4 separate regions of the Homo sapiens genome follow, and all the other regions are linked to region 1. Evidence: chromatin loops called from intact Hi-C (ENCODE). Cell type or tissue: heart right ventricle. All regions are shown on one strand. Each heading gives the region's core, and the rest is flanking DNA. Links, peaks and the distances in the headings are about the cores only. Region 1 has its middle 490 kb from the start of ADGRL2. Region 2 has its middle 40 kb from the start of ADGRL2. Region 3 holds the start of ADGRL2 (adhesion G protein-coupled receptor L2). Region 4 overlaps LOC101927434 (a long non-coding RNA gene).

What was found. A loop is a pair of places that touch in the nucleus more often than their neighbours do. Peaks named below come from ENCODE experiments on the same cell type or tissue, not always from the same donor. Only the 100,000 strongest peaks of a DNase experiment are listed, where the experiment ranks them.
Region 2: a loop joins it to region 1, with 2.7 times the contacts of the local background. A loop is called at or near these places in 19 of 110 quality-filtered maps.
Region 3: it touches region 1 in a loop (10-fold over the local background); 28 of 110 quality-filtered maps call a loop at or near these places.
Region 4: it touches region 1 in a loop (2.5-fold over the local background); 10 of 110 quality-filtered maps call a loop at or near these places.

The regions. Positions count from the first base shown.
Region 1 is chr1:81,302,486-81,310,139 of GRCh38, forward strand. It overlaps a transcript of ADGRL2 not described here. Among named protein-coding and RNA genes, the nearest start is that of ADGRL2, 490 kb to the right of the region's middle. RefSeq lists an enhancer at 3,824-4,416. In heart right ventricle, for the core only: CTCF peaks have their summits at 3,606 and 3,806; a DNase peak (open chromatin) is centred at 3,766; H3K4me3 peaks cover 3,054 bases; H3K27ac peaks cover 1,035 bases.
Region 2 is chr1:81,757,254-81,764,907 of GRCh38, forward strand. It overlaps a transcript of ADGRL2 not described here. Among named protein-coding and RNA genes, the nearest start is that of ADGRL2, 40 kb to the right of the region's middle. In heart right ventricle, for the core only: a CTCF peak has its summit at 3,426 (motif pointing left); no DNase peak of the experiment used is centred there.
Region 3 is chr1:81,797,509-81,805,162 of GRCh38, forward strand. ADGRL2 (adhesion G protein-coupled receptor L2) reads left to right here and starts at 3,426. Exons shown (of 24, transcript NM_001366006.2): 1 at 3,426-3,560. RefSeq lists an enhancer at 6,550-7,192. In heart right ventricle, for the core only: CTCF peaks have their summits at 5,520 and 5,721; DNase peaks (open chromatin) are centred at 2,993, 3,303, 3,773, 5,533 and 4 weaker places; H3K4me3 peaks cover 4,376 bases; H3K27ac peaks cover 5,000 bases.
Region 4 is chr1:81,545,960-81,553,613 of GRCh38, forward strand. The region is part of intron 1 of LOC101927434 (a long non-coding RNA gene); the gene reads right to left. It also overlaps a transcript of ADGRL2 not described here. Among named protein-coding and RNA genes, the nearest start is that of ADGRL2, 250 kb to the right of the region's middle. RefSeq lists an enhancer at 1,375-2,154 and a silencer at 3,698-3,857. In heart right ventricle, for the core only: a CTCF peak has its summit at 3,757 (motif pointing right); no DNase peak of the experiment used is centred there; H3K4me3 peaks cover 369 bases; H3K27ac peaks cover 1,399 bases.

The sequences.
Region 1 (7,654 bases), core at 1,494-6,493:
TATTAGACTTGGGAGGTTTGCTATTTGGTTTGACTCGATTATCATTATTGTTTTATAAATATAATTTTCTAATTATTACCCATCATTAACATTAATGGCATTAATGCTGGTAATCCATCTCCCTAAGGATTTCAAAGTGCGATATTTTTTCTAAGCTAAATGATTTCCAGGACTCCAGCAGCAATTCCCACCTTGATTTGCTGCACCCGAAGTCTCCAAATACAATTAATTTTAATTCATATAAGAATATACCCATTTTGGGTTAGGAAATGGGGTGGCAGATACTCACAAACAATTTTGGAACATTTCCACTCCCTAAATATTTAGATCTCTAATCTAATTGGCACTATATCCCCCTTTTTGTCACGGTAGACAGCACTCCTTGTCATTTAAACTTTTCTCTATGTGTGTGTTCCCAGGTCTGGGGAGCCTGGAAGAACGCATGTGCAAGCAGAAGGCTGAGGCCCAGGAGGTACAAATGACCCATCATGCTTATGCCCAGTGTTTCTCCTTTCTGTGACCTGCTCCCCAGTCGTGCCCTAACATTCCAGTTGGTCTGTCTCCAGTTCCCACTGATCCTCTACTCTATGCTCTGAGCATATGCCACTGATTGCCCCGGCTCGTGGCGCTCTCTCCTGCTGTCCTGCCCTCCGTCCTCGTGTTCATTCACCCCGGCCTTCTCCTCCTGCATCCCTTACTTGCCCAAACAGCTCCTACTCTGTCGTCAAGAGTCACATGAAGCATCATCTAGTCTACAGAGAACTCCTTAATTACCCCCAACTGTGTTTTGCCTTCTTTACTTTCTTTCCTCTGAATGTTTTTTCTTTGTACAGTTGTCCAATATTAGTATCAATCTGTTTACCTACCTGTTTCCATCACTTCCGCTAAAAACTGAAGGCAAGGACGATACATTTTCATATATATACCCTAGGTTCTTGTGACAAAACACTGCGTTTTTATTGAATAAATGAATGAATGAATCCCTCCTCATCATTCTGGTGAACCAGGAGGCCAGCACCTCCACAGTCACTCTCTGAGTTGCTGCTGCAAGGTCCCTCCCACACTAGCAGCACAGGTAGGGCGCCATCCTCATTACCCCCACACAGCGCCACATACGCCAAAGGAGCTTTCTCTCTACCTTAACTGAAATCTGACCTTTCCTTGGCATGCTTATCTTCAACCAGTTACTAGAAAAAAGTATCTCTGATACAATAATTAAAACTACTGTGAATTCATGTGTCACTCTAAGTGTAAATTGTTCACGTGTTAATTTTGCCAGTAGTGAGTGAATTGAAAAAGAGACTGGGAAGCCAGTAAAACATAGAAATGAACCCCTAATGGTGGCATTTCAGGAAATAGGAGAAGACAGATGGGAAGATATTTCTGGACCAGAGTGCTTCTGGGTGCCCTTCACATTGTACCACACAAGCCATTTCCATTCCTGTACAGAAGGTTGGATCTGCTGCTACAACACTCTCTGGCTCTCCTGAGAACAGTATTTCTATTTTTGTCTTTTATAAAAAGGTAAAAGCACCCTTCTTTCTGGTTGTCAGGGAACAGGAAGGAGCCCCCTCTCATACAATGACCAGAAAAAGCCAATAACAAACTCATCTTTTTTCTACATTCAGTAGACACCATAGTAACACTTCCCAGTTTACAGATAGGCAATGAAGTTCAATGGAAACAGATTTTTAATAATTATAATTATACCTTACACTGATTAAGTGTTTACCCAGGTGCTATGCTAATCCTTTTCCTTTATTTCTTACACCAACCATAAAAGTAAGGTTATTTTATTATCCACATTTTATAAGAAAGTTAGCTAACTTGCCCATGGTCAGACAGATAAATGTCTGAGTCACAAAACTGGTGTCCAGAAAGTTATGACTCAGACCCCTAAATATGCCATCTGGAAGGCATCCCTGGTTTCAATAAGGGGCACCTAATTGTGGTTACATGTCAATATACAATCTAGCACTACTGGTACTATTATCACTCTTCTTTATATGACAAGACATTTATATTTACCTTTCCTTTTCTATTCATGAGAGTACAGAATACATCATAATTTCTGCATCCAATTTTTATATTAAATGACTGGTAAAGGAAATATAAACACTTTGCTGTGATTTTCAATATTTTTTCTGCAAAAATTTATGAAACATCTACAATATGTAAAAGACATTTTCAAAATATTTGGGGAGATATTTTAGAGGAAATCGTATGGTCCCTGATTCAAAAGAGTTTACAACCTGAAAAGTAATATTAACACCTCAGTAACATTACAAGTCCAACCTGTGTACAAGCTGTGTCCAAATAGAAAAAAACCTGAGAAGTCACCCAACCACTTAGAGAGCAATCAGACTATTGGATGTCAGAGACATAAAATAACTATTGTCTTCACCCTTTTACTTTCAGGCAATTGTCTCCTAAACACTGTTATAGTCACTAAGTCTGCATACTTTAGAAACTCCAGATCGTCACTAAATCTCATGGAAATGTGTATTGGCATTTTCCTTGAGATTTCTTTTAAAGTATCACTTCTGTCCATCAAGTCAGAGTCCTTATAAGTGTAGTGTGTTTAAATTCTTTATCTTTCCTGACAGTCTATAGAGTCCCAATAGCAGCAAAAATCTAACTGAACTCCCTACTACTCCCTGCAAATATGCTCATATGTTTATGTTGAGAGTTTTAATGCCATTTGTTGAAATATATTTAACCTATATCACTTGGTTCACACCAAGTTAATGCTAGCTCCTACAAGGCTATGATCAATTCAGTCAACTAGTTGGTTTGACTGATTTTTCCTTTGAATTCACCTAATTGCTGGGCTGTTTAAGTATCTGCAGATACCTTTACACAAAAGAAGGCAGGCTTCACATTAGCTTGCTAAAAGAGGGTTATTATTTTCTTCTGAGATCTGCTATGGACTTATTGAGTGGCTGTTGGCAAGAGTAATGATCATATTTGCCCTCTCCTCTTTCTCATTTTTAAAACAAGAATATGAATATAAAACAACCCAGAAAAACTCCAAAGATGCTAAATGAATAAGTTAATAATCATTGTTTATTTAAAGATACAACTGTATTGTACAAAGAGAGGGATTTCTTTTACCCTGAAATGCCAATAAGAAGCCATATGAAAAACAAAAATAACAATTTAAAGAGATTTTTAAAAAGCTCCCATTCAGTAGTACAATTGGGTTCTTTTCAGATAATTAATCATTAAGAAATATTTAAGTACTATTTTCTATTTACATTGCAGTATATATCACTGGCTCTTTGAAAGTTAACAGGGATTAATTTTCTTTCAAAATAAATATTCCACTTAACTAATTGTCTGTGTTCTTTCACTGCTGTCTACGCCATTCAAGCCAAAACACCGATCTCATTCAAAACTCAGAATTTCATCCAAATTTGTGTACCTGGCCACTAATAAAAGATTTTTGGTATGCTGTCTAAAATCCTAATGACAAAATAGGGAGAATCATAAAATGTTCATAAAAATCGGATGGGATCAAACATCAGCTAATCTGAGTATATTTTTCTCTATGATTAACCAGTTCTTAATGACAACATTTCTTATCTTACAACTGTGACATGAAGAGGGAGCTGTAGCTCTTCTGAGACACAGTTCTGCAAGAACCAGCTTATCCACGCTCTCCGATCTCGTGTCTGTTTCTCTTTCTCTCTCCCTCTCTTGCGCTGTCCCTCATTCATGCACTCTTCCATCTTTTTGCCATTGTGCCAGCTCAATTTAAATGTATCTGCTCTGTATCTGTTCAAGTGGAGATAATCCATGCAAATCAGGAGCCGTGGCTCTCAATGCCTGGTTCACAGAGAGGACTCAGCTTGAGGAGGTCACTCGTTCACAGCCGCTCCTCCCATTATATTTTTCCCCTTATTGCAGAACTGCTGTATGTATACAGTGACTGAAAGGACTCAATTTACTGCAACTGCTGCCTGGCTTTACTTACAACTTTTTTTTTTTTATAAAGGAACTTACCTCCATCTGTCTTTTCAAGGTAGGAAGTCTGATTCTTCTAAAGACGTGTGTAATGCCTCCACTGTCTGCTCATTATCAAATGTCACTTGAATGCTTTATATTGTTGCTGGCATTAGGTACAAATACTGTGATTCCAGGTGCCTCACGCTTTTGTTACTTAACCATATAGGTACAATTGTTTAAGTGCTGGGTATTATAATGTTTATTTTCCCTGCAGCAAGCTTCAGTTTTACAATGCCAGAAAGATTAGAGTATCCACTCTCTAATGTAGAAATATAATCCTCTATCAAGTTTTCCCTCTTAGAAAAACATTAATTTCTCAGTATGTTTTAACTTATTATGTATGCTGGCCAATAATAGCCAAGTGTAAAATTCAACCGTAACAAATTTTTTTTTTAACCTGGAGCCCTCCTGCAGCATTTTCTGTGAAAAATAACTAACTGTTGAAATGTTTTTAACAACAGCAACAAAATAATAGATTTTACTTTATTTTGCTGCAAAGCAAAAAGCTGAAGGCCTTATTGCTAACAGGCCTGTCAGATAGATTTATTCTTCACCATTTTAAAATTGTTACTAGGCTATGCAGAAGTATTACAAATAGTTAGGATTCAGTTACTGTCATTATCCATGTGATTATTTATTGTTTTGAGATTGAAATTGTATTACAGAAAAGTTTAATGTAGCAAGGCTTTAAAAAACCTGAATGTTTGTATAACACTGTTTGAGATCAATTTTTGAGAATGATTTCAATAGCCAAATGATTAGGTTTGGATTAAAAATGCATGTAAGAGTCTAGCAGATTTGACAATACACATGGTGATTTATGTAAGCAATTCCTGGGCTTACGTTACTTCATATGTGTCTCCTTGAAGTTACTTATAATATTTTAATCACTCCTTAGTCATATCAATTTTAAAACATACTGAAATGTCATAACATTATAGACTTTAAAATCTCTTTTTGACTAGTACAAATATAATTAGAACATTCCAGTTACAATTTAGATTTCAATAAATGCAATATGTCTTTGAAAGTACTCCTTATTAATATAATTTTGCATTTATTACCTTATTTTTCTAAGAAGGATTTGACATGTGGCTATGACAAGGCTAGTTAATCTCTTATATAAGATAGAATTGAACATAAGCAGTAAACAAAGTTGACAGTCCTGAAAAGAAGAAAAAATTATCCTCTGGTATACTGAATAGTTCTGATGACATAAATCTTACATTTCATCTTCTAGGTAGATACTTGTAGTTAGTGAAGTTCGAAGGAAAAAAAATTTATTATCCACATAAAATATCTCAATGCCAAAAATGTGCAGTTCTTTTTCTTTTTGATAGAGTCTTCTATTGTAAAAAAAAATGCGCCTTGATTTTTGAGTACAGTACAAGGCATGAAGCCCTGTCATTGTTAGCATAAAGAAGACATCTACACAAGTATTACTGTGCAGAGGGCAATCTTTCTGTCTCTGGCATTTGTTAGGTTACTGCACGTAGAATTTAACAGATAAATATGTTCTGCTTCGTGGCATTTTAGTGATCCTACTGGTATGCAAGCTACTCGGCTAGGATAGCAACCGAAAAAAAAAAGGTATATGTTTTATAGCAGTGGGTAATAAAAGACCTTCACAGTGAGAGAAGAGGAATTTGACTTATTTATTACACAGTAATTAGAATTTCTTTAAAATTCTTTGAAATGCCGAGTTGTAAAGTAAACTGAGGCTTTCCAGGAAGGGCTAATTGAATTTATCTATTTGAGCCATGTAGTTGTCCGTGAATATCTTCTTCACAGACACTGTCGCTGGAGAATTCCATTCACACCTTCAGCATTACAGGGAAAGAAAAGGATTTGTCACTAACAGTAAAGGATGACAATTTCATATTTAAAACGAGTTTGAGAACAGCACCCTACACAGGAAAACCTTAACAGATGGAAAGGTGCGTGGGATTGCCTGATTATGTGAACTTGAGACTAGTGTGAAACTAAAGGATGCCCTTTCAGAACAAAGGAACGCCATGTAATACTCTGTCAGCAGTCAAGCTGAGGATAGATATAAAAAGTGGCCAAGGAGATCTTTTGGGGACAGAGAAAATGCAAACAATGAGACATTCTCTTTTCAACCAAATTACCAGGGTTTGACAGGTATAAAGGCACTCCCCATGGAATGTCACACCATCATTTCACAGAGACTTATTTCAAAAGCACATATTTTATAGACTTTCGCATTTGTTTGCAAACCTCTGAGAAAACTCTCCAAAGACCTAACTTGTATGCCTTAAGTTAGGTTTTACAACTATGCATCCAAAATAAAATGGTCACAGCCTTCAACTCCCTTGGGTTTCTTTTGCCTCATCTGTAAACTTGCCATTCCTCTAGTAACTCATTCAAGCAACTGTTCAAGACAAGTTACATTTTACTCCATTTTAGTGTGCCTTGCAGCAGAATCTATAGAACTGGTAAACTTTATGGCTATATATAATACCATGTTGTTATTCCCACCTGGCTCTTTGCTGCTGCTTTTACTGAGTACAGTTAAAAAGATAAATTATCATCTTAAAAGGATGCTATGGAAGGTGTTAATAAGTTTTATCTAACTTCAGGAGTGTTCACTGGGGCTGTAGAAACTTGCGACCCTGCTTAAGGGGAAATGATGTGCGTCATCAGCAGACATTCACTGCCTATATCTTCTGTAAATATTTCAAATTTCAAGAAGGATTCTGTAATACCGTATATATTTCCTAAATCATGGAAGTTATTGCTGCATATGGATTGATTATGATATTGAGTGAAAACCCAATGGATTTTGCTTTATAGGTAATAACTTAAATTTGTACACCACCACTATGGGGTCAGTGAAACCATCATCCCCATTTCAAAGATAAAGAGAGGTACAGAGAGGTTTAAGTAACTTAGCCAAGGCCACACAGTTGGGACAGAACTGGGATGTGAACCCATTTATTCTGTTCCTGGCTTTGAAAACTCACACAATAATGCCTTCCTAATTATCTCTGATGACTAGTAGTAGGGACATTCCACCCCCCACAAATAGCAAAAGTGCTCCGATTTACCCATTTGTCATCTGGATTCAAATATCTGATTCTGATTTTCCAACTCTTTTCAAAGTTCTTCATCTCAATCTGTATTATCATTATCACACAGGTTTTAGAAGTTGTTTCATTTAACGTATGTCAGGAATGGTTACTCTTACAGAACATTTGTCTTTTACCTCAAGGAGTTAAGAACTAAATCAGATCTGTAATTGACTGACTTGTCTACTGACAGCCTTTGAAGAGCCACCACTCCCCACCTTGTTTTTCTGTCTAAAGAGCAAGATTGACATCTCTTTATATGTTTAAAATTTGTCAGTGGTGTAAAGTGCTCAGTAATGATGGAAATTAACCTGAGGCTTTATCTAACTACCTTTCCTAGCAACTCCATTGAAGTTCTGATAACAATTAAAATTTTGATGCAAACAACTGTTCACATCAGAAAAAATACTTTTTTCTGTCTTGTCATACCTTTCTTCAAAATATTCTGGGTAGTAGTGGCTCTTTTCCTTACCTTTCACTGCACTGGATGCATCTGAATGAAAATTTCCCCAGCCAAAATACACCAGCACATTAGAAAAGCAGATAAAGAAAAGAAA
Region 2 (7,654 bases), core at 1,314-6,313, 450 kb after region 1:
AATACTTAATGAAGTATGTAACATCCCATATTCTTTAATAGTAAAAATAAAAGTGTTAAAGCAAACTAAATATGGCCTGAGAGGGACCCTGTACTTCTATATTTGAATCCTTGTGGATGAATTGTAACCTAGATTAATAGTCAGACAAAATTGAAAACCTAACTTAGGAGTATGAGCCTGTAACAATAACTGAGTCTTGGCCAATCACAGTGGCCAAATTTCAGCCACTCATAGACTGCTAAGTGTTCAAACTGTGTTCAAATAAGGTAAACACCAATCTGTAACCAATCCAGCTGTTTCTGTACCTCACTGCCAATTTCTGTACATCACTTCCCTTTTTTGTCTATAAATCTTCTTCCATCACGTGGCTACACTGGAGTCTCTGTGAATCTGCTGTGAATCTAGGGGCTGCCCGAATCACGAATTGTTCATTGCTCAATTAAACTACTTTAAAGTTAATTTGGCTGAAGTTTTTATTTTATCAAAAGTTAGCTTTTCTTGTTGCAAAACTACTCACCAGCTCTTTAGGTAGAAACAGATGCTTAGGCAGATAGCCAGTCTTTGAAAGGGCGCAAGCTCCAAGCGGCGGCACTGGAGTACAGTAAGATTAGATACTGTGCAAGACCGTCAGTGAGCCCCTTGGTTCCTTCAGTGTGATTCAGGAGTGGAGTCACACAAGGAAACTTCAAAACCAAACTAAGTAAAAACACGATTTCCAAGGAACATAAACTAGAACTTTACAAGATCTAATGTTACATGAAAAATGCACATTACTTTGATTCAAGAATCAGCAATTACTTTATATTTATAACCTTCAAATTGGTTACAACGTTCCTTTATCTTATTCAGCATTCTTGCTGAAGATGAGCTTTCCCACATGAAGTGCAATTTTGTCTTCAACTTTTAATTCCTCTGGATACAGAAGAAAAGCTCTGGGCCCTTAATTGAGCAATTATTATTTCTTAAGTGAACATAGAGTTTGAGGATGGTGCCAAAATCTTCCTTTCATCCAGAGAACAAGTCTAACATAAGCAGCAGCATAAGTGTTGTCTGGCGGCACCCCAGTTTTAGGTACAAGAGCCAAGTCAAGACTGAAAGGGGAACTCATTCCTCACCTCTACTCACTCCCTGGCATCTCCTGAGGTTCTTGAATGAATGCCAATTAGGGCCGATTTATATGTCTCCTTGGAGGTTTTAGATAACTTCACTAAGACCTGTTTGTTTTTCTCATTTAGTCTGTTTCTCCAGAGTAGGATTTGCCAACTTGCTGCTGAATATGCTGTTTGCAGTTCATTGCTAGGTTTCCATACTAACATAAAGCATTGGTATTTGAAAAATTCATTAAGAAGTAGCTCACCTTAATTCCTAGATCTAAATCTGTGGCGTGGTTCTATCACCTTTTCTACAATGTTGTCTCAGAATTTAAGAACGGAAAATAAAGAGTTCATATGCTAACATTTCATGGAATATGCCTACACAAAGGAATTGCTGCTTCATGGCTTATGCCATTGTTTAAGCTATTCTAATTGTTTTCAAGTTTTAAATACAGAGCTGGAATCCAATTCTCAGGAACTCCTACCATTTGTCTTAGTTTTCTAAGACATTTACTGTCTCCATTACATAAAGAGACCTTCAAATATTTGAAGATAGGTTCCATGCTTCCTTTATATGTATATATATTTTTAATTAAACTTCTCTTATTCCTTCCGCTACTCCTAAGGTTACAGGGCTTCCAAACTGTATCATTAATGAGAAGTTAGCTTTTCAATAACCACATTTTGAATACAGTCTGCTAATACTGACCTCAATTATAGTTAAAAATATATAAGACCTGCACTTTAAATATAATCTTTTCCAGGTTTGATTAGATTTTGATTGCTGTAATTAGCCATCTGTAATACATAAGACATAATCTAGAATTTGCTCTTTACACATCAGAGTGATAAATCCAGCTATAGAAAGCATCTTTTTGGTTGCCTCTTAATGAAAATATTACTAGACACTACTAAGTGGTGATTGAAAAAACATGCTGAAATATTACTGTCAGCTACTGGAGTAAAACTTCTCACCAGAGAACTATCACAACTTCAGGATAAAAATGATTGCTATCTAAATACAAATTTTAGCAGCCATTAAAACTGTTAGAAAGAGCTTAGATCACTTTGCTTCTTAGAGTTTAAAAAATTTTTACTATACAGTATCAAATTAAAATTTAGTTACTACTTGCAAAATTCAAAACATTTATGAAAGTATAATTAACTAACATTTTAAATCAGAATTCAGGACAGTTTGAATGTTCCTTATATGTCCACAAAAGTTTTTTCTAGTCTTTTACCAAATACTAAAGTGATGATTTGTCCAACAATGTAGATGTTTAATATTCACCAAAGTGTCATCAACAACTTAATGCATCATGCTTTTCCTTCTCATTAAAACTGCTGTATTACTGAAGCTTGACCAAATTTCCTTCATGCTTGGACATCTGTTTAAGTATAATATTCTACACTTTTCCTCCTCTATCAGATTTTGCTTTATCTTTATTTTCCTTCCTTCTCTGACCTGTATTCAAGAAATAGAAAATGGCTCTTTGATGTGCCAGTTCCAAGTATGTTCAGATAAAAGGTAAATAATTCAATAGACTTGTTGATGAGAATTGACATTTGAACACTGGAGGTTGTTTCCTTTACTCATGCACTCTCTTAGTGAGGATAGGGGACCCAAGGTAGGGACTGGCTGGAGTGAGTTTCAAATTGGTGAAAAACTTCTAAAAAAAGAAATGGTAGAGAAAAGAGCAAAAAAAATTCTTTTTTAAATCAATGAAGTAGGAAAGTCCAAACATATATTCTTATCAAGTCTCATACTTGGCCAATAGTTATAAGCCTCTCTGAAAACATTTATATGTGTGGGTGGAGGCAAGTTGCCCATTAAATTGTTAGAGGTGTTATCAGATTCATCAGGACTTGGTTGTAAATTTGACTACACAGTTTGGCTCATAGAGAAATGAAAAGGAAATATCTGATTAAAGTGTGCATAGCTGCTGAGGCAACTGAATGTTGCCATAGCAATTGAGATGAAATGTGCAAGAAGTGAGATAATTAAATCTAACCCCTTTAGTAGTTTTGATAGTCAACGCACTGCCAATAGAAAAAGTTATCTACAGTATTAAGATAAAACACATTCCTCATGGAATGTCTCCTTACTGTATTTTGTTTCTTTTCTAAATACATTGCTTTTGGTGTCTAATTTGAATGTTCTCTTTTAATAATCAAATATAGTTTTGACCTTGGTCTGCCTAAACTTTCTGCTGGTTTATTATATCATGGGGATAGACATCTATAAAAAATATCAATGTTTTCCCCTTTAGTTCTTAAAAAAAGTATACTAAAGCCAAAGCTGCCACATTTGAGCTTAGAATTCAATAATATCTAGAACGTGCTGCCCTCTTCAGGAGCTGGTGCTTAAAAATACTTTTTTTTTTTTTTAGCAGATTGATGAGTTATAATATCAAAATTGTATTGATAATCTTTAGAAATAAATTCCATGTAAAATAAAGTATTTCTGTGTTTAAATTTTTTTTACATTAAGAGCTTGCATTAAAAATCAATACATATAACATTTTGAAAGGAATTATTATTATTTACAATTAAATACAAACTAATAATTTCCTTAAACTATTGTCATAGGGAGAATTCCTGAATCATTACAAAATTTGACTTCCATATTTAGTATTCAAATTTTTAAGAGAAAAATTGTCTAAAAAAGAAGGTATTTTCTATGTGAAAATCTAAGTAGGACATCCTTCAAATCCCAGTTTTATTCTTCAACAACAAAAACAACAAAAACCAACTTTTTAATTTGGGAACATTAGGATTTATAGTTTGAAATTTTAGCTAGTTTTCATTTACAGAAACAATATCTTTCTTGGGAATAATGATTCCAAAGATATCTTAACACATCATAATGTTTATTCAAAATTACTTCACTAGAAAAAATTTCTAAAGGTCTGAAATATCACTATTGAGAAAATTCAAGCAAATCTCCTTCATATATATCTATTAAAATTTCCTTAGCCATTATATAGTTTTAACAGAGAGATATGATCTCAGCGTATTTTTCTCCAAATTAGGTTTATTATACTTTAAAAAACTGATCAATATTAATAGCATTAATTATCAGGATGTGAGAAAACCATATTTTCCCTTAAAGAGTTTTAGGTAAACCTGTCTCATCTCTCTCAATAAAAACTTCAAATGAGCTAAAGGGCTGAGTGAAAAAAAAATTTATTGACAATGTTCTCCTAATTCTACAATATTTCTTTTGTGGAAAACAAAATAGTTTATTCCTGTATTTGAAAGTACTTATCAAAACAAGTGCTTAATCTTATGGTAGCTCTGTTCATAGTCATATAATATATGTTCAAGAATTCTTAGAACACTGATTTGTGTTTTCTGCTTAGATTTACTTTATTTTTGTTTTGCTGCTGGTGTATTACATTTGGCAGTTAGGATCCCTGTGGATGGAGGTATAATAAATAATAATATTTTCTTTACTTTCCAGGGTATTTATGGCACAATGAAAAATTTCATCTTTCCCAGAATGGTAAGTAAGGAGTTCTTTCTGTATTTGATAGTACTGAACACGAACAAGAAAAGGTGAATTATTATAATAAAATTGGAGTATCATCTACTAAATGTATTGAGTCATCTGATAATTATAATGTAGTTTATACTTTTGCAAATAAATGGATGCTGTATTCAAATTCTATAATTATTCCAAAATGTTCACCAAATATACTACAGGATTTTTACAGGAAATACAAGGTTTTGCTTTCTCTGTTGGATTGCAGTTGAACATAGTATATCCAACATTTTGTTTTCTGGGGTAATTTATTTTAAAATACACAGATATAGAAATAAATGTGGTTTATATTCCACGAGCAGAAAAAGAAAGCATTATCTGTGATACAAATTGAGAGTTGGTAAGAGTCCTTTGGAATTGTTACTGTTACATAAAAACTGATTGTAATTTATGTTTGACCGGGGCTTTGCAGCATCTGTGAATTTTAAAATATTTATTTTCTAAAAGTATATATCATAACTTCTAGGCAAGCTAGCCACTATATGATTTTGGTTAAACATATAGTTTCATTGTCTTTATATTTTTATGACTTAAACAGGAAATATTTAGTTTTAGTCTTTATCATAACCTCTTTACAATTCAAATACTAAAAATTAATCTTATTATATGGGAAAGGTCAGTGTAAAATGATATTTCCTAGGAAGTTATTACTGTCTCCTATGATGCTCTTTTATTTTTCCAGTGGTTTAAGAGTATTCCCTATAAAAAGAAGGAATTTCTCATTGTAGAAAAAAAAGTCACTTTGACATCAAAGTGTTAGGTTAAGTGAAAAAGCAGGGTACAGAACTACATACATTACATGTTGTGTGCATGTGCGCTTATATAGACAGAGGAGAGAGACTTGGCAGTATATCTTGGGCTTAGAAAAAAGACACAAAAGGCCAGGCGCGGTGGCTCATGCCTGTAATCCCAGCACTTTGAGAGGCCGAGGCAGGCAGATCACGAGGTCAGGAGATCAAGACCATCCTGGCTAACACGGTGAAACCCCGTCTCTACTAAAAATACAAAAAATTAGCTAGGTGTGGTGGTGAGCCCCTGTAGTCCCAGCTGCTCAGGAGGCTGAGGCAGGAGAATGGCGTGAACCCAGGAGGTGGAGCTTGCAGTGGGCCGAGTGCCACTGCACTCCAGTCTGGGTGACAGAGCCAGACTCCGTCTAAAAAAAAAAAAAAAAAAAAAGGAAAAAAGACACAAAAGGTACACAAAAGAATGGGAATATAAGTAGTTTGTCTTAATTCTTCATTTTTTGCATTTCCTATAATAAATAGATATTGTTTTTATAACCAGAACAAAAACATTATTTGAATAATAAGCTATTCAAAAGAGCATATTTATTATTAGATAAATACGTACATATAAAATTGGGAAATACTTCTTTGTGCCAACTGGATAACCAATTAAAAAAAAAATCTTCAGCTGGGCATGGTAGCACACGCCTGTAATCCCAACACTTTGAGAGGCTGAGGCAGGAGAATCACCTAAGGTCAGGAGTTTGTAACCAGCCTGGTCAACATGGTGAAACCCCATCTCTACTAAAAATATAAAAATTAGCTAGCTGGGTATGGTGGTGAGTCCCTATAATCCCAGCTACTTGGGAGGCTGAGGCAAGACAATCGTTTGAACCCAGGAGGCGGAGGTTGCAGTGAGCCAAGACTGCACCATTGCACTCCGGTCTCGGTGACAGAGCAAGATTCAGTCTCAAAAAAAAAAAAAGGGCCAGGTGTGGTGGCTCACGCCTGTAATCCCAGCACTTTGGGAGGCTGAGGTGAGCAGATCACAAGTTCAGGAGTTCGAGACCAGCCTGGCCAATATGGTGAAACCCTTTCTCTACTAAAAATATAAAAAATAGGGGCTAGGCGCAGTGGCTTACGCCTGTGGGAGACGGAGGCGGGCGGATTACCTGAGGTCAGGAGTTCGAGATCAGCCTGGCTAACATGGTGAAACCCCGTCTCTACTAAATATACAAAATTAGCTGGGCGTGGTGGTGCACGCCTGTAATCCCAGCTACTCCAGAGGCTGAGGCAGGGGGATCGCTTGAACCCAGGAGGCGGATGTTGCAGTGAGCCAGGATCGTGCCACTGCACTCCAACCTGGGCGACAGTGAGACTCTGTATCAAAAAAACAACAACAAAACAAAACACAAAGAAACAAAAATTAGCCAGGCTTGGTGGCACACGCCTGTAGTCCCAGCTACTTAGGAGGCTGAGGCAGAAGAATCACGTGAACCCAAGAGGTGGAGATTGCAGTGAGCTGAGATTGCACCACTGCACTCCAGCTTGGGTGACAGAGCGAGACTCTGTCAAAAAAAAAAAAAAAAAAAGTAGATAACTAGGCAAATATAAAGAAATTTTATCAAAAAATTGCTTTTAACCTAAAATAATGTTAATAAATCGTTTATTATTAATAATAAATGGCACTATTAGAATATTTTTGATATTAAAAATTCTGCTCAAGAGCAATTTATTATAGGGCAGAACTTAGCATAAATGTATAAATTTTAGTTATATCTTACTGTCTTGACACTTTAGCTCTCTAGAACTAAGCCAAAAATTTTAGAAGAAATTTAGGAAAAAAGTCTCTAGCATGCATCTAATACTGTTCACATAAATGCTTCCCAAGTTTTTCTTTCCATCATATTAGTTCTCAGTTTACATAAAATTATAACAGAATTGTTTCTCTAATTATGTAGCTATAAACTAGAAGGATTACTATAAAACCTAGGAGAGACTAGGAGGAATGCATTGAGGAGTTAAAGAGTATTTTCAGCTATTCACCAACAGTAAGAATTGAGGGACCAAGATTAGCTGTATGATTTTCAGTAAGATACATCATATACATAGGTTTAAAATTCCTGAGTGGTTAAAGTAGAGGGTTATACTATAAGATTTTTAAAATAAAATTTTAAATTTCTTTCTAGACCAAGAATTTTACAATAAAATTACATATCCTTAAATTGAATATACATAGCATAAAATAACATTGAGAGACTTGGAGTCATTAGAATGAAAAAGACTGTAAT
Region 3 (7,654 bases), core at 1,406-6,405, 490 kb after region 1:
TAGCCATTGGCCAGAGTAGGGCAGTGAAAGTGATACTGTGTTCTATTGGCTTACACTAATCACAATATTCTGCACCTATGTCCATTTTCATACTATTTCAGATTCTTTGTTACTCAAACTGCTGTTATTCTTATGTATATTTTAACAAGTGCCTGATCACTTCCCTATAAACAAAGATACTTAGATGATAAATCTCAGTTTAAAAATTAGCATAACGTCTGTACCAGAAATATATGAACCCACTGAATAAAATAATCTTCAGTTTCTTAAGGTTACTAAAATTAAAAACATGAGTTTCTACAGTTGGAAAAAACATGTATGGTTAAAATGTTTGAAGCCCATCAATCTCTCTAACCACATAAGCTAATGAGTTCCTTCTGTTTTCTTTGAATGAAATCACCATGAGTGGTTATATGTTGATTTAACATAAAACAAATGGAAATGGGTGTTTCCTTTGTCCTTTGTAGAATTTATTTTAAAAAACAATTAGCAACTATTATGAATAAGTCAATGATTTTGCCATTACTTAAATAACAATATAGATTGAGTAATTAAATTGATTGGATTGCAGGGAATGCGTAACATACTCCAACTCTCCTTAACTTGCACACATCTGTAGATATTATTAAGCTTCTCATTTCATTTTTTTCTACCATAACACCTGTATTGTTATAAATTATGTTATGAATTGTCAGAGAGTGCCAGGTAAATTATGTTTTTTGAATGTAGATATACTCTATGGTGTGTGCCTTTTAAGTGTTCCTTTGTAATGGCAGGTTTGTGGCTAACAGCTTAATCTTGAATCTAGCAATATAATTAAACACTATTTCAATTCTTCTTTGTGGATATACAAAGAAGGTTGAAGTATTACCTCTAAAGAATAAAGAAATAATTAAAAATCTTTAATATTTAAAACATTGTCTTACACAAGCAGTATTCTTAAATGTAATTTTAAAACATAGCAAGTCTATTATATTTTTAGGAGAAAAGTGTGGAACTCTTTGAACTCTATAGAATACACATCCTATTGAAATAAGATTTGAAACTTCTATGGGGCATTTTTCTAGTTTGTATAATTTTAATTCACTTTTGATAAATTCTTCCCCCTTCCAAGCATCCTCCTTTTTTGTGATATTGTCTCTTTAAGAATACAGTGAAGAGTGATTCACTTATGTCCTGAGCATCAAAGAATGTCAAATATATCATGCAGATAGATAATGGGTTTTTCCAGAGATTATTTCTGAGAGAGTTAAATAAATAAGTAAATGAGCCAACATATGGCCAGCTTAATTCAGGCAAAAATGTCTATTGATTACTTACTAAGCTCACTAAATAAAAACTTCAGCCTAAGTTTTGCTTCCCAAAAGAAAATAGGATTAGACTGATGCATGCACTCATTGGGGCTTTTGTGAATGGTGCCCAGATGAGTGAAAACCTTCAAAGATGAACAAAGAAGGGCTAAAATATTTTGGTAAATGCAAGTTACTATCAGTTTGACTTATTCTCTTTTGCAATCCTGAATGAAATAATTTTATATTCCTAAGAAGATCATAAAATTACCTCTGAGGTCTGAGAATTAGATAATTCTGCCTTCTTTTCAACGACTTGAAGTAGCCTGATTTAATTTTGCTAGGTAGATCTGTTGTATGTATGTATTTTGACATATGTAAAAACTTAGGTACGTTATAAGGTTTTGCACCAGCTCTGCATAAGTGTACTTTATCCAGACTAGTTTATATCCTGCGTGGTTAATATTTGAATTATGTTATGTAAGAAATTCCAGATGTAAGTGTGTATGTAGTTTAAAGCACCAATGCTCTAAGTTGCTCCTTTTATCTTTTGAAATAGTGAGAATATTAAAACATCAATACATCAGGTAGAAGAAATTAGATTATCAAAGGTTCTTTTTTAATCTGAGAATTACAATGAAACCACCAAAAGAACATGTTCTAGTTATTTGGACACACGTACATTTAACCTATGATTTCCTACAAGTCAAGAACAAACTTGACCAGTAGTTGGATTGGATTTACTTTAGTACTACACCTATCTGGCTTTCTGACAAAATACTGATAGGTATTTAGGATCTTCATGTATTTTGAACAATCTGCTGTTGACATATTAATAACATTGTTTGGAATGATTCCTGAAGTATGATGCTTGCAACATTCCTGCAGCACCAAAAAGTACCTATTGTTTCTGAAAGCAAAGCAGCTTAAGTTTTATCCTACTTTCTAGGTTTTAAATATTGGAGAATCATTTTTTTCTTGAAAAAAAGGTAAATATGCTTATTTAATTGATGGCTGCATTCATTAGTAGAATCAGTGGTTTACAAATACATCTGAAAACATAGCTGCTTCCAGCTCAGAAATTTTGCAATAAAAAAAAAATCCATGTTTGAATTTTGTGGCATGCACAGGACACTTAACTGGCTTTTAAACGTTTTTCCAGCGTGATTCGCCCTGTCCTGCTCTGTTCCTTTCAGCTTAGGTCCATCGTAGGCTCTGCCTGGCTGTTTGCTGACATTGCCAACCGAGAGGGGCAAGGAAGTGTGTTCAGAGGACAAGAGCAAAGGCAGTTTCAATGTAAGGAAATGAGGGAAACAGACCTAACAGCTCTGTGACTATACTTGAGAGTAAAGAGCCTTGTAGTCTCCTTTCCTTCCTTTGCTTATCCTGGTGAGTTTAATCAAAAACAAACAAAACGCTCTTGTGAAATATAGTCAATAAAGTCAAAGTTTAGCTGGCTCTACGTAACTACAAAGAAAAAAATCATCGCAATTTAAAAAAATGTAACTTTCATTAACGAGCGCGCCGGAAATCTCAGGTATCAAAGACGCATTAACCCTGGAGCGTCCCCCGCGCGCCGCAGCCGGACGGAGGCAGCCGCGGCGAACAGACGTTCTTTCTCCTCCATGCAGTTACACAAAAGGAGGGCTACGGAAACTAAAAGTTTCGGGGCCTCTGGCTCGGTGCGTGGAGAAAAGAGAAAACCTGGAGACGGGGTGGGTGAAAGACGCATCCCGGGCGCCTCTCCGAAGTCCAGGCCGGGAGCAAGCTCCTGGGCCTAGAGGGGAGGGGGCCCCGAGCCGCTGGTCATCCCCCTGCGCTCAGCCTCGGAGCGCCGCGCTTCGCGGCGCTCTCCCAAATACTCTTCACCCACTCCAGAAATAAAATAAATGTTTTTAAAGTGCATGTGTGTGGACAGGATGGAGAGCGCGCGCCGGCGGAGCGCGCGGAGGACCCAGCGCGCAGTGAGTGGAGTTTGGGGGTGGGCTAGGGGTTAGCGGTTGAATGGGTGTGTTAATGGGGGGAGCTGGAGGCAGAGCTCGGGGACCTGGGGGTAGGGGGAGCGCGAACCGACTGGGAGGGGAGAGAAGGGGAGGGGCGCGAGCTGGCGCAGGCCGCCTCCGGGGCGCGTTCCACGGCCGTGCGCGCGCGTCCCTCGCCGCCACCGCCGCCCGGACAGCCCTGCGGCCGCCCCGCCGGCGGAGCCGGGGCCGGCCTGGTCCTCGGGCGGCTGCTTGGCCACCGCCACCGCCGTCCGAAGGGCTCGAGCCCGTAAGTATCCCCTTTCGCTCCTCCTCCCCGCCGCTTGGGCGCACAGCCGCAGCAGCTGCTCAAATGGAGTGGAAAACGGCCATTGGGCGACAATGAGTTATAGATTATCTGCTCCACGTTTTGTACTTAGCTGCCTGTAATCTTCTTTTGAGTTTGCCCGAGCCCCTTGCTGGAAAACTCAGGAGGGAGAGATTTGTCCTTTGACGCTGTACACGCTAGTATGTTTATATGATTAGCCCAACTGGCGGGGAGGGCGGATTTGGGGGAAGGAGGAGGAGGAGGCTGGAGGTGACTCCAGTTCAGACCTCGCGGAGAGTCTGTGTCAGGACTTCGCATTCCCCCGTCTCTCTCTCTCTCCCTCTCGCTCCCTCTCACTCTCTCTCCGCTCACACACACGCAGAGGTGCTGGGGCGAAATCGGGAGCTTACCAGAGAATTCCTTGGGATTGTTGGGGGGCATCTCCCCTCCGCTGCTGTGTGTGGCGTGGCTCTTCCCGGCTACTCCTTGCTTCCCCGAGCCCGAGTCTGCGCCGCCAGCCTTCCTTGGGGCAGCGGCCACCGCTCAGCCCCGGCCGGGAGATCCGAAATGTGAGGAGGGGTCGCCGCCGCCTCCCGCCCCAGGCCGCAGGGTCGGCGCGAGGGATGCTATTCCGGCCGGGCGCTCGGGGGGCTGAGGGGCTTCGCCTGACAAACTGAGTTGGCCTCGCGCCCCCGGCGCCCTCCCGCCCGTCGCTTCGAAGGGACTCCCAAGTCTGCGCACCTCTGTCAGGCTTTTGCTTCCACCACCCCTTTCGCTCTGATTCCCGATTTTTTTTTCCTAAGGGAGCGTGCGGTCTGGGGGTGTGTGCGTGTGTGTGAAAGACCTCTCTCGAAGAGCGGCGTGTGGGAAACTGCGGGAAAATGTTGACTTAACCCCAGGAGCCGCCCGGCGCTGGCTGCTCGGCTGGAGGCGGCGGCGGCCGAGCAGGAGGACGCGCCGAGCTGCGGCGCCGTGTCCGGCCGGGGAGCTGCGGCGCTGCCTCCCGCGCGGACTCGGCGGCCGAGGACCCGCTCGCGGCCGGCCTCGGCCCTCTCCGGCCGGGGTAGCCGCTGCCCTCCGCGCCTGTCCCCGCGCGGCCCCCACGCCAGACGGCCCTCCCTCGGGGCGCGCTCGCAGACGGAGGTAAGAGCCGCAGGAGCGAACAATGTGCCTCTGTGCCCAGCTTCGGAGACCTGTTTGCTTTGCGCCTCCAGTCCGGGGGTGGATGCTGGAGGCGCAGGGAGCCGCGGGTTAATGGGGCTCGGCTGTTGCTGTTCGGCTGGCCCAGGGGGAGACCCGCGCTCGCTCGGGCTGCTCGCTCCCTCCCCCCAATCTCCTCTTGGAAATCGATCCGCAGAACTCTCAGTCCGGTCCAGCCGGCTTCTCCTTTTCTCGTGGAGCCATTGTAACGCTCTCCAGGCATCAGTCTAGTTGCCGGGGGCGCTGGCAAGGGGGTTAGGATGAGGCTCCCGTAGCCATGCATTTTTTAATTTCATAAAAGCTTGGGGTCGCAAGGTTCCGCCCGTCCTTTCACTGGGGGCCTGGGGAGGAGGAGTGTGAAGCGCGTCCTCGGCGGAGCTTATTTGCTCCGGGCGCTGGGGCCCGGGGCCACCCCAGCGTCCCGCCCGCTTTGCCCTCCGGTCCCGCACTGTAAGTGGAGCGGGGAGGCTGAGCGGCTGGAGCGAGTTCGGGGGAAGTGGACGGTGGGGGAGGGCTTGGACGAGTTTTTGAGGGTTGCTGTTCCTTCTCGTCAGTGGTTAGGTGGTGTGGGGAGGCGAGGATGACAGTAAAGCGCAGCCAGATGTGGTCGGGCCGCCGCCGGGACTGGCTACGATTGGGAGCGGCGGGGCTGCTGCTGCCAGGGCGGCCTCGTGGGTCGGGAGGGTGCAGGGGCCGGGGACCCGGCGGGCCACGGGGAGGGCAGAGAGCCTCCCGGAGCCGCAGTGAGAGGGCAGCAGCGGGCCGCGTTGGGCCTGCGGGAGAAGTTACGGAGTGTATGCTGCTGGAGTGGCTGTGGGGCAGGGAGCCTCGGGAGCTTGGTTTGTGGGATGGGGGTGCCACTGGGGAGTGGCGACGAGAGAAAGGCGTGGGAGGAGCGCGAGGGAAGGGGAGACCCCCGCGCTGCCCGAGCGTGGGCTCCTTGATTGGCTGGGGCGACCCTCAGGCAGAGGGGGCGAGGGCGAGCCAAACCATGGAAGCGCCCCAGCAGTGTGGAGGTGCGCCTGCGAGACTTCTGCGCTTGGGACCCGTAAAGTTTGTTCCTTTCGCCAGACTGCGGGGTGGGGGTGAGGGGAGAATACTGGAAGCTTTACTTAATGCTAAAGTGTCGCTGAGTGGAGGCTTTTTTTCCCCCCCTCCAATCCTCTGTTCACTCTGTGCTCTCAAAGAATAGTTGGGAGGGACAAGTCCTGCGGTATCTATCATAGCCTTTCTCTTTTTAGGGACTCCTCCTCCTCATCTTTTCTCCCTCTCCCCGCCCTCCATTCCGTTCTTCCCGATACAAACTGTTGTCTCAGATTCCGACCGAGGGAATGTTTTCCTCCTGTTTCTTGAAAGGTGTCAGGCTGCTTAGCAGCTTCTCCCAAGCAGCCTGGGAGCGTCTGAGCTGCAGCTACCAACCATATGGTTCCCGTTACAAAGGCCAGGTTCTAAGGCACTCTCTTCCCCACCCCGCCCTCAATTCTTTGATTTTATTCTGCATTCTTTCAGTACGTGCACTTCTCTTCCCCTTTCCAGAGGCATAGATTTAACGGACGTAGTTGATTCATTCATTTCTCTGTCACTATTTATGTGTGGAACGGGTCCCACCGAGTTTGCTCTTTGCTCAACGAAGTTGCACAATGAAGAAAGTCACATCCTTTGGTAAATAATTACCTGTTAGGTTGTCTCTTGCTAAGTCAGGTTTGATCTTGGGCAAACCTTAGAAAATAGGCACTAAAGAGGCAATATGCATCCAGAGCAGAAAAATAGAATAGTTTTGGTACTCATCTGTGGCAACATTCCAACTTGTGATGGGACTGTTTTGACCTAACTAAGGGTACTTTGTAACTTTAAATTTTGTATCTTCGTAATACTTGAGAAACCCTTTAAAAGAAAATTTACTTCTGTCCAGGTGTGTTATGGAACGTTTTGTTGTCTCTCCCTCCACCCTTCCATAAATTTATGCATAATAGAAAGAATACTACAGAACAAATGTTCTGTTGTTTAGTTTCTTCAGACATTCCGATTCTCTCCTTTTGTTGTTTGCCTCTAAAAGAGGTGCCATTTCACATCATTCTGCACAAATTGTTTGAATTAATGCAAGTGTGAATTCTTACCGTTTGAAGGGGACTATTAGCATATCAAAGGTTTCTTAGCTTTAGCTCAATTGAGAAAACTTCAGCCTGTCTTCCTTTTGCTTCCAAGCGGAGGCCCAAAGGGCAATGAGAATTGTAAAGGGTAAAAATAGGGAGGTGGATTCAGGCTGTGTTTCTGAACTTTTACTGTTTTGTAGTTATGTGGGCCAAAAACATTGTCTATTGCTGTGGAGCCCTTGCAAATGGCAAGACAATTATTTTCTATTGATAAATGGTTTGTTCCTAGAAAAAGAGTGACCTTTTGTTTTATGATAGTCACTGTTGCCTGTCTTTTGGGGTCCCTTCAGTGTAAGAGAGAGTGAGAAAGCCTTTCCTTCTAACTTAATGCTTTTTTAGGAACTACACTTTGTTTTATTAGTAAAATGAAAAGGCCACTTAATTAGTTTTTAATTAGTCTCTAAAACAATAGAAATTTTGTGATTAAAAGACTCATTTGTACACGTAGGTAACTGTTTTTTATGTGCTAAATAAATAGGGAAAAAGTCAGCGGAGGATGCTGAAAATTAAAACCTCAAATGAACTTGACACAACTTCTGTTGCAAAAAGAAGCTTGGAAAAGTTTTTTTTAAGTGAAGATTCAAATTTTTGTGAATTCTATTTAAATAGATAATTCTGTTTAAATATTGTTTTGTTTCAAAATTTTTGTATCTTGTCAAACAGTAAACTCTAGTATTCAGTTGGTTTATTTTAAAAAATATAGTTTATTTGTTCTTGCTTTTT
Region 4 (7,654 bases), core at 1,003-6,002, 240 kb after region 1:
CTCTGCTGTCGGCAGGCCTGGATCAGCTGTTTATCCTGCCACTGGGTGCGGGGGGAAGGGAATAGCTCTGGACGGATCAGTGCTCTTAAAAATATTTTTTTTTTCTGTACTGTTTCCTGCTTTAACAATTTATATCCCGTCCACCACTACCACCATCACCACCTGCCCCTAGAATTGTGGGGAAGAAAGAAAACTCTAAAGCTTAAGATGCAAGAATTCTAGTTGAATTTCAATTGTGACTATCAAAGCAGAAAAGTCCTCTGTAAATATTAAAATTTTACCATATCTTTCTGCCCAGCACTATGGGTTACACGTGAACTTGGCAGCATTTTATTTGGGAACGCAAAGTCCGGCTTACTCCTTTTTTCTTTTTTGAATACTCATTTAGCATTGGCTCAATACTTGAGGTTCTTGGGTAAAGGTTTCTCAATTAGATAGTTAATTTGGATCTAAAGAGTTATTAGTCAAAATACCCTGTGATATGAAGACTGGTGTGAATAAAGACAGAAACATTTCATTCCCACAGATATAGCATAATAATAATGATAAATTAGGAACATCACAGACGTGTTCACACCATGCCCAGATGTGCCAAGAAATGGCGCTTATTTCTTTTTAATTGATTGGATCTTCTTCATAATTCCACATCCACTGGGCAGTCTAGAAAAGTTATTTCTGTTACATTGTTGATTCAATCTTATTAGGCAATTCAACCCATCTCTTTATGTAACTTAGTTTGTGCTTCAACAAGTAAGAGAAATACTTGTCAGATTTCCGGCCTCTCCACCTGGATTTACATGGATTATGTGAAATGAGTGAGGTACACATAATCTTAGGGGAGGTGGAGTCCTGGAGTTGAAGAGGTGTCCTCTAAGTCCTCCCGGCCTGGTCTTCTCCCAGAGGTGGTCATCTCAGGAGGGACTTGTCCATCCCCAAGGCATTCTGAAGCCTCCATTGCAAGAAACTGCCTTTAGTGATATTCATTCATGTTTTGTTCACTCAATTCTTACAGTGTTTCAGGGCCCCAATAGCCATCTCCCCTTGTTGATCAAGCCCCCATCTCCACTTTTGCTGAAAATAATGATTCCCAACTGGATCTTTATCTACCGTGAATGGCTTCATTTTCTTTAGACCACCTGCTTTGGCAAAGTTGCCAGGCAAGACCTTCACCTACTTTCAGCCAGATGCCCCTGGTTCGTTTCACAGGACACTCAGAAAAGCTACCATACCATGCAAGAGCTGAGGGAGACTCTGAGGGGTTAAACTCAGATCTTTCTATACAAAACCACAGTAAACCACTGAATTTAATTTTATGTAAAACCCCCAGTAGTTAAGCAGAAGGAACCTGTAAAGCGATAGCTTCTCATCCTCTTGAAGGAGCAGAAGGCCCTTTCCCCTCACCATTCCCCTCAAATTCTCTAGAACATCTCTATACCCTTCCCTCACTCAACCCCCACCACCAGGAATTGGTGAAAACTGGAGAAGCTGGAGCAATGTTCTCCTATTTCTCTGTCTTCTACCAAGAATCCAGTGGGAACTGAGGAGCCAGGCATTTCCCGACTTCTTCCTCACTTTCATTTAAGACTCGCTAGTATTGTTGTTATTTCATTTAAGACTCTCGAGTATTATTTGTCTGGCGGCTTCTCAATAGTTAAAGAAGAAATAAAGGAATTTAGAAAATCTTTTTCTTTCTTACAATCCAAATTTCATGACTATTGTCTTGGCAAAGAAGTCAAAGGAGCCAGCTTTTGAGATTCAAAACTGATCAATGGCTTCTTTGTTCTAATCTTGGGAATTCCCAGCTTCTCCCTCCCAGGGGCTATGTGCTTGGGAGGTAGAAGTTTGCAACAAGGGAACTTGATTTAAGGGATAAGTGTCAGTGCTTTAATTTACTATCTCAAACGATTTCAAATAATTCTCATTATAACTCCCACCAAAATAACAATATTAGCTTCTTACTATGTCAGATACTGTGCATCAATGTTATTTTATGTTTTACTTAATTCTTACAACAACCCTGTTATGAAAGTCTTATTACACACATTTTCAGCGTAGAAAATCAAGTCTCAGAATGATTCACACAGCTGGGAAGGAGTTCTTTCTCTTACCCACTGCAGTCTAAAATAGTGTTTCTCAGTTTGACTACAGCCCACACAAGAAATATAATTTATGTCCCAATCCAACTACACACGTAACTGAAGAAAGAGTTTCACATAACAATACTTAACTTGCACTCAATTTCTTATGTTCTGTGCAATTCTCTTCCTTTCTTTTTTTACTCTTTTTAATGCTAATCACAATCAACTAAATTGATTTCATGACCTACTAAAGGGTCATAATTGACAGCTGAAAAATGCTGCTCCAGCATCTGCTGCATCAATATTACAGAATTCTAGTAGAAATTACATCAAACTCTTCAGCCATTTGGAAATCAGGCTAAGGTAATTTTTCATATGCAAGTTATAATTGTGAGCGCTTCAGTATGAAAAACTTGAAGCAAGTAGAATAGTGAGTTAAATGTCAATTAAATACTGTTAAGTAGCTTTAAAATTACTTAGCAAGAGGAAATCCAAAAGCTGAACAAATATAGATTTGTGGTTGACTTGCCATTTTTAAGTAGTTTCACAAAGTCCTCTTTGGGTTATCCTCTCAGAACTTGTATCTAGGTATTTTCACTCTCAATTTTGATCTACAGGACATAATTGTATTCCAAGGTTTTTATTTTTCCCCAAGGATTCAGGTTAAAATGTAGCATTGTTTTCATCCAAATTGTATTCCAAATCTCTAAATAATCTCAAAGAAGAAAAACTTTCGTGAGTCCCAAATTCTTGAATGATTAAGGATTTGAGTCAGTGGACATTCTGCACTTGGAGTGAGCAAGATAAACTCCAGGCTGATGATGTCAACTAATTTGGGAATGAGTGAGTGACATTTCAAAAAACAGAAGGTTGAGAAGGTGTTCAAGAATTTCCAGGTCTTGAAGGCTAGAAAAAGCCAACAGATTTCTGCCTTGCAGTCCAAAGCTCATTACAAGGTTGTATGTTGGAGTGCTTTGCTTTAGGCAACTTTCAAGTAAATCAAGAAATGAGCCCTCTCCCATGTTTGCTGCACTTTCTAGTTCTCACTAAATTTTACTTTTGACCTCTGAGACATTTGCAACGGCACCAGGATGTGGTTACAAATTGGATTAGTATTACCAAGCAGATCCTTTTGACATGCTGGAAGACCTAATCCATCAGTTACCTACTGAAGCCAAATGGATGACGTTTGTAACTCCTTGGGGTAGGTTTTGAGATACACAACAGGAGGACAAAACAGAAACTTTTGAAAATATGGAAAAGAAACTATTCAAAACAAAGGAAAGGAAGAATGCTCGAATAAATGCTGGGAGACCTAGATTCTGGCTCTGCAACCACAAAATAGTTTTGGAAGCCTTACAAAGTTACTTGACCTTTTTCAGTTTCAGATTTCTCACCTGCAGATGTCTTCTGTAGCTTATCACCTGCAAATGGTCTCCTAGTAACTACTGACATGCCAAATAGTTGGGATCAATTCTCTCCCTCAAATTGCACACAAGATTGAAGTCACCATATTCTTCAATACTCTCATTAGATAAATACATTTCAGAGAATACTATAAATAAGCAATCCTCCTGGAATCTGGCACCATTGAGAAGAACCTAGCCACCAGTGGTTTTAGGAGAGAGCTAAGGGAGAAAGCATAACATGTAAACAAGATCACGGGATGAGAAATTCACACAACCTGTAGAGGGCACTAAGGTACTTTTTAGAGAAAGAATCAGACTAATGGGCATGAGAGGTACCTGTTACCCCAAGTGAGAAGCAAATGGGAAGAAAGGATGAGTGAGAGAGGTATCTTCATTCAACTTTCCTCACATGGTTCTGTTAATCCCTGCCTTCTATCCCAAGTAGACAGTAATCACAGTAATCAGTGATTACAAAAGATAACCTGCTAAGATAGAAAAGGGAAAAAATTACAAAAAGAAAAGCTTCTTTGTAAGGATTTGATAAATGAGCCCTTGATACCTAATAACTTCAGGATTTGCCATTGGTCTGAATTAGGAAATCCAAGGAGAAAATGTTTGAAACTCCTGCCATATTGATTATTGGCAGAGCAGAGGTAAATTAAGGGGAAAATCCAAGGAGTATCATAGGGTAGGATAGCACAGATGGAAGATGCCAGTCAATGCCTTATATTGCAAGATTGTTTCTCAGGAAGGAATGAATAGGATTCAAAATGATGCCCAGAAATGCCCTTACTTTTGTATAATTCTTAACAATTTGCAAAGCCTTTTGTAAAGCTAGAATCTCATTTGATCCTCATGACAGCCATTTTATAGCTGAAGGTGTAGAGAGGTGATGTGGCTTTCCCAAAGTAACACAGTAAATTTCAAAGCTAGGTCTTTAATAGAAATTAATTTCCAGTGATTTTTAACAGAACATCGGGCTGTTCTACCAACCCAGAGTGCTTTCGGGGACTTATTCACAGTGGAAAAATTCTGTTACAAGCCCAAGAGGTGTCAGTTTATGTTGGAAAGTAAAAATCAAATGGCAGATATTCACAAAGCAAAATAAAGACAATTTCTCATCACAGGCTTTGTAGCTCTAAGAAGCTAACAGGAGTTTTCACAACACAAATGGCTAATGTTAGCAGCACGCCGAGTTGGCAGTCCTGTCGTCTGCCTGATCAACAATATGCCATGCTGTTCGAGATTTATCCTGTTACAATTCCTCTGGGTAAAGGTATCATTTCCAAAGTATCCCTATCAGAAAGTAAATAGAATTTGTAATAAAAGCCAATAGAAGAGGTGGGAGCATATATGCTTTCCGTTCTACCCTCTTTACAGAAAAAAAAAAAAAAATTCATTACTGCCTATATTCAGATGATTAGTGTCCCAAGCCAAAGCTCCAGGAAGGGAATCTAGAGTCAAAACAGGAAGAACAAGTTTGGGTGTGAACTCCACAGGGAAGCCTCAGGCTGAGACATGATGATGTCATGGGCTTCAGGAGGGGCTTTGAAGTCAGACCCAAGGTTGAAACCCAGCTCTGCCTCTTAGAAGATGTACTGAGACTCATTGAGCTTCATTTTCTATGCAATGAGGATGAAATTCTGATCCTGCAAGTTGATGTAAGGATCAGAAATAATACATGTAAGTGTGTGTCACATAATAAATCCTCAATAGGTGGAAACTAGAATTTTTGGGTCCCAGATGCTTGATAGGAAATGGGGCACACAGTAATGTTGAAAGCCCTAAGGACAGGTTTTTCCTCTTTTCAAGTCTGCTAAAGACTAGCCCTGACACCAGGTCTTGAGGAAGATCTGTGTATCCAACAGGCCAAGGACTCTTTCAGAAGACAGCTTTTGTCGAGTGTCACCTTGAGTCCCCAAGTGTAAGGATTTATTATACTTTGATTTGTACAAGTCCTCCAAGATCAAAGATGGATTCTGAATGTTAGCTGTCAAGTGAACAAATGATTGTGGAAATATAAAAGCAAAGCAATGCATGTTGCCTTAGGAATAGCTCATTTGCAAAATCTAATATGCTATTACATTGACATATTTCCTCATTTCATCTATTAAATCTTCCATTTTAGTAAAACTAGTTTGTTACAACCAAATGCTGTGATTATGTGCACTTATGTATACATCATAAGTGTATAGTCTGCCTATAATGTCTAAAGAATGCTGGGTCTGAGTTGAAAAAAATAGGAAATTAAGATCTAGGTGTGAATGAACAGCCTCTGCATTTCAAATATCTTTGAGTATGACTACCTCCTTTAAAATACTTCTGAAACATATAGCTTTTTAAAATTTTAGTTCTTCTAGCACATCAATCAATCAATCAAACTGTAAGTTGTTCTTTTAAGAATGTCCATTTGGAAAACTTATGGAAAATAGATCCCATGAATTGAAATACTCCCCGGATTAACTGAAATGTATTAGTGGGAACTGCTTGTGAGATATTACAATGGAGGTAAGGAATCACTTTCCTGTTCCCTGAGTTTTTGTTCTCATCTTCCATCTAGGACTTGGCCTATTTTATTTGAATCTGCCTTTATTTGGCCTGGGAAAAAATGTTTATGTAAAAATTGAACCCTCTCTGGCTCTTGCAGCAGCTTGTTTGTGGTATAGATGAGTGTGCAGGTTCAAATTCCTCTGTTCACTGTTGACTAAGACCTTGAAGAGTTCTTCAGGCTCCACTAGGCCCGAGAAGAGTCTATTGAGAGTCTCAGCCTTTTTCTTCCTGCCAAGTTACTTTTTTATTAGGTAGATAAACTCCTGAATTGTTGAGAAGCAGCTGTTTGAAGAAGGATTTGGCTGATTCTCATGAGGTTTCTGGGTGCATGAGAGATATATTTTCATCTGGGATCCATTGGTCCCGAGCACAGTTAGACCTGGATGACCTCTCTTTCTTGCTCTATAAAGGTTTCTGGAATGTGGTGGAAATGCAGCACTGCTTTTCAGGGAAAGCTGCAGCCACTCAATCAATTTCCTTTTCCTTTCTGTCTCCCATCTAAATGTGGATCTCTCTCCATAAATGTTAGTCTTTAAAATTAGGATTTCAGGTAATTTGATGTTTACTAGATGAATGCTAACCACGTAGAGTATATGAAACTTTACTTAGAAAAAAAAAAAAAAAAAAACAGAAAAGAAAGAAAAAGAACCCCCCAAAAAACCATGAGTTCTGACTAAGACTAAGCCTGGTCAGATACATGAAAGGGTTTAAGCTGTTAATTTTCACATATTGCTCAAGTAAGCAAAACTAAAAGCATTTAATTTCTCTAATAATCTCAGACATGGTTTTCTTATAATGTACTACACAATCTGTATTGATTACTCTGTCGGTGAGATACACATTTAATAAACATGTATTCCAAAGTGAAGCATAAAATCAAAGTTTAAATTACTATTCTTGAAAGCCACTTTTTCCCCCAGTGTGTCAAAACAAAATAATTGGGAGACAACAAAGACTTACATTTCAATTGTTTCTTGAGAAACTAATTGATAATAGGTATTAAGATGAACAGGGCATTTACAGACAGCAGAAGAATAAATTCCATACTTTTTCAAAATATGTTAGTGTAGAGATGACTTCCACCCAATCATTTGGGAACAGAAAAGAGCTTAGCTGGAAGTTGTAAAGGAAGAATAAATTTTTAGTGTTTCTGAAAAACACATAAAAATTTTCAGTATTATTTAAAAAGTATTGAATTGATAAAAAATTAAATATCAAATCTTGATCCACTATGCCATTTATATCTGCATATAATAAAGATTAGATTATAAGCTTTTAGCATTATTTTTGCAAAGGGCATTATTTACATATAAGAGCAAATTTCTTTGCCAAATTTAAGCACCCGGTTTTTGAACTTTTAGTATCTCCCAAAGCAGTATTTGCAGCTATGCAAAAATTTTTCACATCTTTAATGCTCTTCAGAAGAGGTCTATAGAAGGCAAATTGTAAATGTGTAAAGTGGTAAATAGAAGGGGTGATTCAAAGGAAAAGCAAATTGACATTTGTAGTATTAGAGGGTACTGTTGTTTTTGATTTGTTATATGCCTTAATCTGGCATGCTATTTCACCCTTCATGACACACATCAATACCTTCTTTATGTCTGGCTATTACCACTC